Regions from separate parts of the Homo sapiens genome. Here region 1 is linked to region 2. The links are chromatin loops, found by intact Hi-C in ENCODE. Cell type or tissue: endothelial cell of umbilical vein. All regions are shown on one strand. Each heading gives the region's core, and the rest is flanking DNA. Links, peaks and the distances in the headings are about the cores only.

The links. A loop is a pair of places that touch in the nucleus more often than their neighbours do. Peaks named below come from ENCODE experiments on the same cell type or tissue, not always from the same donor. Only the 100,000 strongest peaks of a DNase experiment are listed, where the experiment ranks them.
Region 1: a loop joins it to region 2, with 7 times the contacts of the local background. A loop is called at or near these places in 6 of 110 quality-filtered maps.

Annotation. Positions count from the first base shown.
Region 1 is chr11:76,628,724-76,631,626 of GRCh38, reverse strand. LINC02757 (long intergenic non-protein coding RNA 2757) reads left to right here and starts at 1,205. Exons shown (of 5, transcript NR_187244.1): 1 at 1,205-1,436. RefSeq lists enhancers at 1,028-1,322, 1,781-2,140. In endothelial cell of umbilical vein, for the core only: no CTCF peak of the experiment used is centred there; DNase peaks (open chromatin) are centred at 1,146 and 1,936; H3K27ac peaks cover 2,500 bases.
Region 2 is chr11:76,577,479-76,580,381 of GRCh38, reverse strand. No RefSeq gene overlaps it. Among named protein-coding and RNA genes, the nearest start is that of LINC02757, 51 kb to the left of the region's middle. RefSeq lists an enhancer at 649-1,341. In endothelial cell of umbilical vein, for the core only: a CTCF peak has its summit at 1,280 (motif pointing left); DNase peaks (open chromatin) are centred at 1,071 and 1,541; H3K27ac peaks cover 2,500 bases.

The DNA.
Region 1 (2,903 bases), core at 146-2,645, 51 kb before region 2:
CACCTGTAATCCCAGCACTTTGGGAGGCTGAGGTGGGAGGATCACTTGAGCTTAGGAGTTTGAGACCGGCCTGGGCAACATGGCGAAACCCTGTCTCTACAAAAACTACAAAAAATTAGCCAGGCATGGTAGCGCATGCCTGTGGTCCCAGCTACTCAGGAGGCTGAGGTGGGAGGATCACTTGAGCCCAGGAGGTTGAGGCTACAGTGAGCCAAGATCATGCCACTGCATACCAACGTGGGTGACAGAGTGAGTTAGACCCTGATTCAAAATAAAAAAAAAAACCACCCCCTCCCCCCCCAAAAAAGAGAGAGGAAGTAGAAAAGATTGAAAGAGATTTAAGAGAAAACGATCAAATGCAATGTATGGAACTTGTGTAGATCCTGATTTTGAACAAATCAACTTTAAAAGATCTGTAAAAGATCTTTGTTAGACAATGGGGAATTTTTTTATTTGGAAGACAGCTGGCCTTGAACTCCAGGGCTCAAGTGATCCTCCTGCCTCAGCCTGCCAAAGTTCTGGGAGTAATTATACTTAGAAGCATGATTTGGAGTAATCTGGAGTAATCACGCTTACAAGTGTGAGCCACCACGCCTGGTTTATTGGGGAAATTTAAACACCACTATATACTATGATAATAAAAAATTATTATTAAAAATGTAGGCAGGATAATAGTTTCTGGCCATGCCTTTATCTTTTAGAAATACAGACTGCAATATTTATTTTGAGACAGGGCCTTGCTATGTTGCTCAGGCTGGTGGTGAACTCCTGGCCTCAAGTCATCTGCCCACCTCAGCCTTCCAAGTTGCTGGGATTTATAAGCATGAGCCACTGCGCCCAACTCCTTGTAGTATTTGTGGATAAAATTATCTGATGTTTAAATTTGCTCTGAGTAATCCAGTGGGGAGGAGTTGGGGGATAGAAATGAAACAAGAGTGGCCCTGAGTCGGGGAGGGTCGAAGCTGGGTGAGGAATACACAGTAGTTTTTGTACTATTTTTGTTGTGTGTTTGAAATTTTCCACAATAAAATGTCTTTGCTGCTGTCAAGGAGGTGGGGAGGAAGACCTAGACGTTCCCTCCAAGGCTGGGGTGGGGGAAGGGAGATCGGGCCGTGTGAGCTTTCCTCAGGAGTGAGCAAAAACAGGAACGTGCCTGCAGAGGGAGGAGTTCCCAAAGAGGAAACGGCGCAGGAACAGCAAATGCAGAGAGGATGCACACTCTGAAGAGGGCAGGCAGCTTCTGCACCGAGGGAGCAAAGGGGCGTGTCAGGGGCAGCTGCTGGAAGGAGGCGCAAGCACCACGGAGAGTCTGGGATGCCCAGCCAAGGAGCCCTGGAAGGGTTGCCCTGGGGACTGACACTGTGGGCTCTGTGTTTTAGCCAAGTCACCCAGGCAGCTGAACAGAAGATGGACTGGAGGGAGAAGCCTGGATGTAGGTAGGGAGGCCTGAGCAGTGGCCAGGTATTTCCTGGACTGGGGTCCTGGAGAAGACAAGGTGGCCTGAGCCAGGGAGTGGCCTGTGATGGACTGCAGGAGACAGCTATGAGTGCTGCTGCCAGGAGGAGGGTGCTGGGAGGGAGGAGTGCAGTGAGACCCGTTTGTGGCCTAGGCAACTTGGTGGATGTTGGTGCCACTATTAAGATAGGTTGAGAGGGCAAGTCAGGCCCCTTCATCTAGAGCCCTGGGCTGGGAGACAGGGGCCTGGGATCTGGCCCCAGCCCTGCTGTCTGGCTGTGGAACCCAGGGCATGTCTCTACCCCTCTCTGACCTAGGGGTCCCCATCTCTAAAGCAAGGGCTAGGAGCCTCAGATCAGAGGTTCTCCGAATCTGCCCCGGGTCAGATCTGTGCCCAGCCCACACGTGCACCCTTCTTGCCTGCGAAGGGCTCACGAGTTCTCATCTTGCGTCACTGAAAATCCAGTGGTGTGATGTCAATGGCATTTCCCTTCAGAAAAAGGAAATGAGCTTAGCAAGCGTGTTACCAGGAAAGGAAAGTTAGTTGGGCCCCACCCTCTGCAGCCCCATGCTCCCCGCACACAGCAAGCAAGGCCCCTCTGCCTGGGGCTGGGGACAGGACCCAGAAATGTCACAGTTCAGATACAGGCACCAACACAACAGCCTTGACTTCCAAGCAGGGCTGGGCTGCCCTCAGCAGAGTCAGCAGCTTCTCTGGCTCCCATGGCCTGGACCCTGGCCACACTCGGAGACTGAGGTCACAGGTAGCTCCAGGGTCTCATCAAACATCAGCAAGGCCCAAAAGCTGAGCTCTTTATAGCCAGGAGACTGCGACCCAGACAGGAGAAGGGGCCTGGCACAGGACACAGAGCCAGTCAGAGGACAACCCAGGCACAGGCCACATGGCTCTGGGGAGTCAGGTGGTCCCTGAAGGCCTGTCTTGCTACAGAGCTCCCAGAATGCCCCATTCCTGGTAGATGTTCCCAGAAAGTCCCTCTCCAATTCCAAATGTTAAGTGCCTTTACTAAATGAAACCACTCCCTGACACTTAGCTTTTGACCATCTAAACATTCCTTAAAATGAACTATGAAGATGAAATGAAAACCAGTGTCAATCTATCCAATACAATTGCTATATACTTTGGAAAAAATGAATAGTAAATTGGTAAGTTTGGTATATTTGGCAAATTGGTCATTTGAAAACCTGATCAGTTGGCAAGCTGGTCATCAAGCAGATCCATTTTTAGGAATTTGACCTAGAGCCTCCCACAGACCCCACCAACCAGGCCTCCTCCCACCTTCCAGCTGCATGGGCCGGGCCAGATCCACCGCATCTCCCCAGCCCAACCCTCAGCCCAGGGCCTGACACACAGGTGGGTCCAGGCTCTTGCTCATTAACTGCTGAGTAAACTAAGGAGATGTGGAGCCTGTGTTGAACCTGAGCACCCT
Region 2 (2,903 bases), core at 272-2,771:
TCTTCATATAGGGACACCAGTCATCTTGGATGAGGCCCTTCCTAATGACCTCATTTTAACTCGATTACATCTGCAAAGAACTTACTTCCAAATAGGGTTACATTCACAGGTATGTCGGGGGTGGTAGGACTTCAACTTACCTTTTAGGGGAACACAATTCAATCCATAACAGCAGCCTCATTTCTGCCTTCCCAGTCAGGTCCTGGGACACTAGGGACTGGGTTTACCACAACCCAAGGGAAGAACGGGAGCTCTGTGCGCAAGCAAGCCCCGGCTCATTTCACCACCCACCAGCCTCCAGGTGGGCCCTACCAATGCCAGCATGACGCCAAGTGCAGCCTTACAGCCACCTGTGTAAAATCAAGTCCTCGGTCTACCATTCCCTGGTTCTGAAACCTTGCACAGATCATGCCTGCCCCAAGTCTCAGTTTCTTCATCTGTAAAATGGGAAGTGATAATAGCCTCATAGCCTCACCTGCCTCAAAGGCTTATGGTGAGGGTCAAATGGGATTGTGTCTTTGGAAGAGCCTGGTGTGTACCAGGCACACAGTTGGCTCTCAGGAAATATTAGTCTTCTCTTCCCCAGTGTCCAAGAGCTCCTCAGGGAGACAGGAAGCCCAGCCATGCCTCCCAGTGGCGTGTAAGCCCGTCAAGGGCAGAGCTGTGTCATATGCTTCTTAACCCTTCCATGTATGGTCCCTGCAGCTGTCCCATCTGCATCACAATGTCTGAGGTGTGTGACCCCTGGGAAAGGGCAGCCTAACACCAAGGGAAAGCCAGTCCCCACTGGGAAAGCAGTGGGAGTCTCCACGCTCATATCAGGAAGCAAAGTCTTGACCCCAAGAAAGGAACTAAAAGGACAAATACCGGACTTCTCAGTGGGCAGCCAGCCATGTTCTTGTTCCCCTTCCCCCCTCTTCGGAGTCTGGCCCCATTGAGATTTGGGGATGTTTATTTTTTTTGTGTGGGAAAACGGAGTGGGATAAAATATTTCCTTGTGTCTGGAAAGCTATTTTGAGCCGGGCCAGCCGGGCAATGCTCGGGTGATGGGTGCTTGCTGACCCGGGCTGGGCCCTGGCCTTCCGGCCTCTTCCCTCCCAGGACCCAGAGTCCTGGCAGCAGACCGCCTACGGAGTCTGGATTCCAATCCTGGCCCAGTGACTCATCCTGGGGTGGTCTTGGGGAAGCCTGTGGTGTTCCCTGGACCTCTCTCCCAAAGGGGAGACTGAGGCCTGTGCTGCCCCCTCCTGGGGATTTTACAGGGAATCAGATCGTGGTAAGAACGTGCTGTAGAGATATTTCGCGTGTAGACAAACGACAGGGCTACCGCACAGCCTGTCCAGCTCAAGGTCCCACGAGTGGAAGGAGCCTTATGGAGGTCCCTCTGACCCCCATCTCCACTCAACGGCCATGTCCTTCCGAAGAGTTCATTTGATCCTCTCTCAAACTCGCCTGGCCCTTTAACGCGCTTCCTGCTGTCCCAGAAAGAAGTCAAACTCCCAGAAAGAAGTCAAACTCCACCCCTGATCTGTAGGCCCTCCCCAAGCTGGATGCTCCCTGCCCCCAGGCTCCTCTTTCTTTGTGCTGGGAAACCAGGCTGGCCTCTGTCCCCTCCTCACACTGCTGACTTGTCCCTCAGGAGTCTCCCGGGCTGCACCATATTTCATCCCCACAATGACGGCTCAATGCAAGTGCACCTCACAGGGCCAAGGGCTGGCCGGAAGCGATGCTTGCGAATGTGCCTGCCACACAATAGGACCTTAATAAATGTTGGCTTCTTCCTTCCTTACCAACACACACCCTCTTTTCTTTACAAAATCCTGATGGCATACAAATCCCCTCCAGCAGCTACTGAGGTTGGGCGGGCATGGCAGGAGGGGCAGGAAAGCTACTGAGTCAGCAAGATCCCTGGGATGAGAGACTTCCTAGAAGCCCTGCTCTCTAATCCTCCAGAGGTCTGAGCTCTTCACATCCTCAATAGGTATGGGGTTCTGTCTCCCACTAAGGGCTGGGAGAAGGGCAGGTCCCAGGGGGAGGCAGGAGGAGCTGGAGACTTCTTGATTCTGAAGGTGAGGCAGGTGCAGATGAAGCGGAGGGTCGCAGGGAAGAGAGGAAGTGCTCCCACCTAGGAGTTTCAGGACAGCCCCGTGGGGGCTGCGATGAAGGGAAGGAGGCATCCAGAGCCCTGGAAGTTTAGGAATGTCTGACCTGAAAGCCCATATGGCTCCTCCAGGCCCCAGCTCTTAAATGTGGCCCCAGGGCCAGCAGCATCAGACCCTGGAAGCTGGTTAGAAATGCAGACTCTCAGGCCCCGCCCCAGACCTGCTGAATCAGAATCCGTGGATTAACAAGGGCCCAGTGCTACGTGAGTACAACTAAGCCTGAGAAGCACTGTCGTGGCAGTTCCTCCGTTTTACAATAAAGAAGCCAAGGCTCTGAGAAGAGAGATCTACCCAGGGTCCGACACTGAGTCAGTGAGAGCTGAGCCCGGAGGCCCGGATTCCTGGCCTGGCCCTATTACCAACCGAGGTATCATCTGTGTGCTCTCAGAGCCTCAGTTTCCCCTGTGGGTCTTTGAGATGGGTTGAGGTAGCAATATAATCAGGTGATGCAATCAATCACATTTATGTTCTCACAGCTGCCTGGTGAAACAGGCAGGCCAACAGATATCATCCACAGTCTACAGATGGGGAAACGGAGGCCCATCAGGCAGTGGCTTTCCCAACATTACCAGCTTTAGCTGCTTTGCGTTGCCATGCACAGCTCAGGTGACTTGAAATTTGCCCTCTCAGTCCAGCCTTCCTGTCTAATGGTTCTTTCAGCTCCTGTCAGTTTTCAGGGGCCCTGGTTCGGCTGACAGCCAGCGAGCATGTCTGCTGCTGATGCTTGGATGCCCACATTCC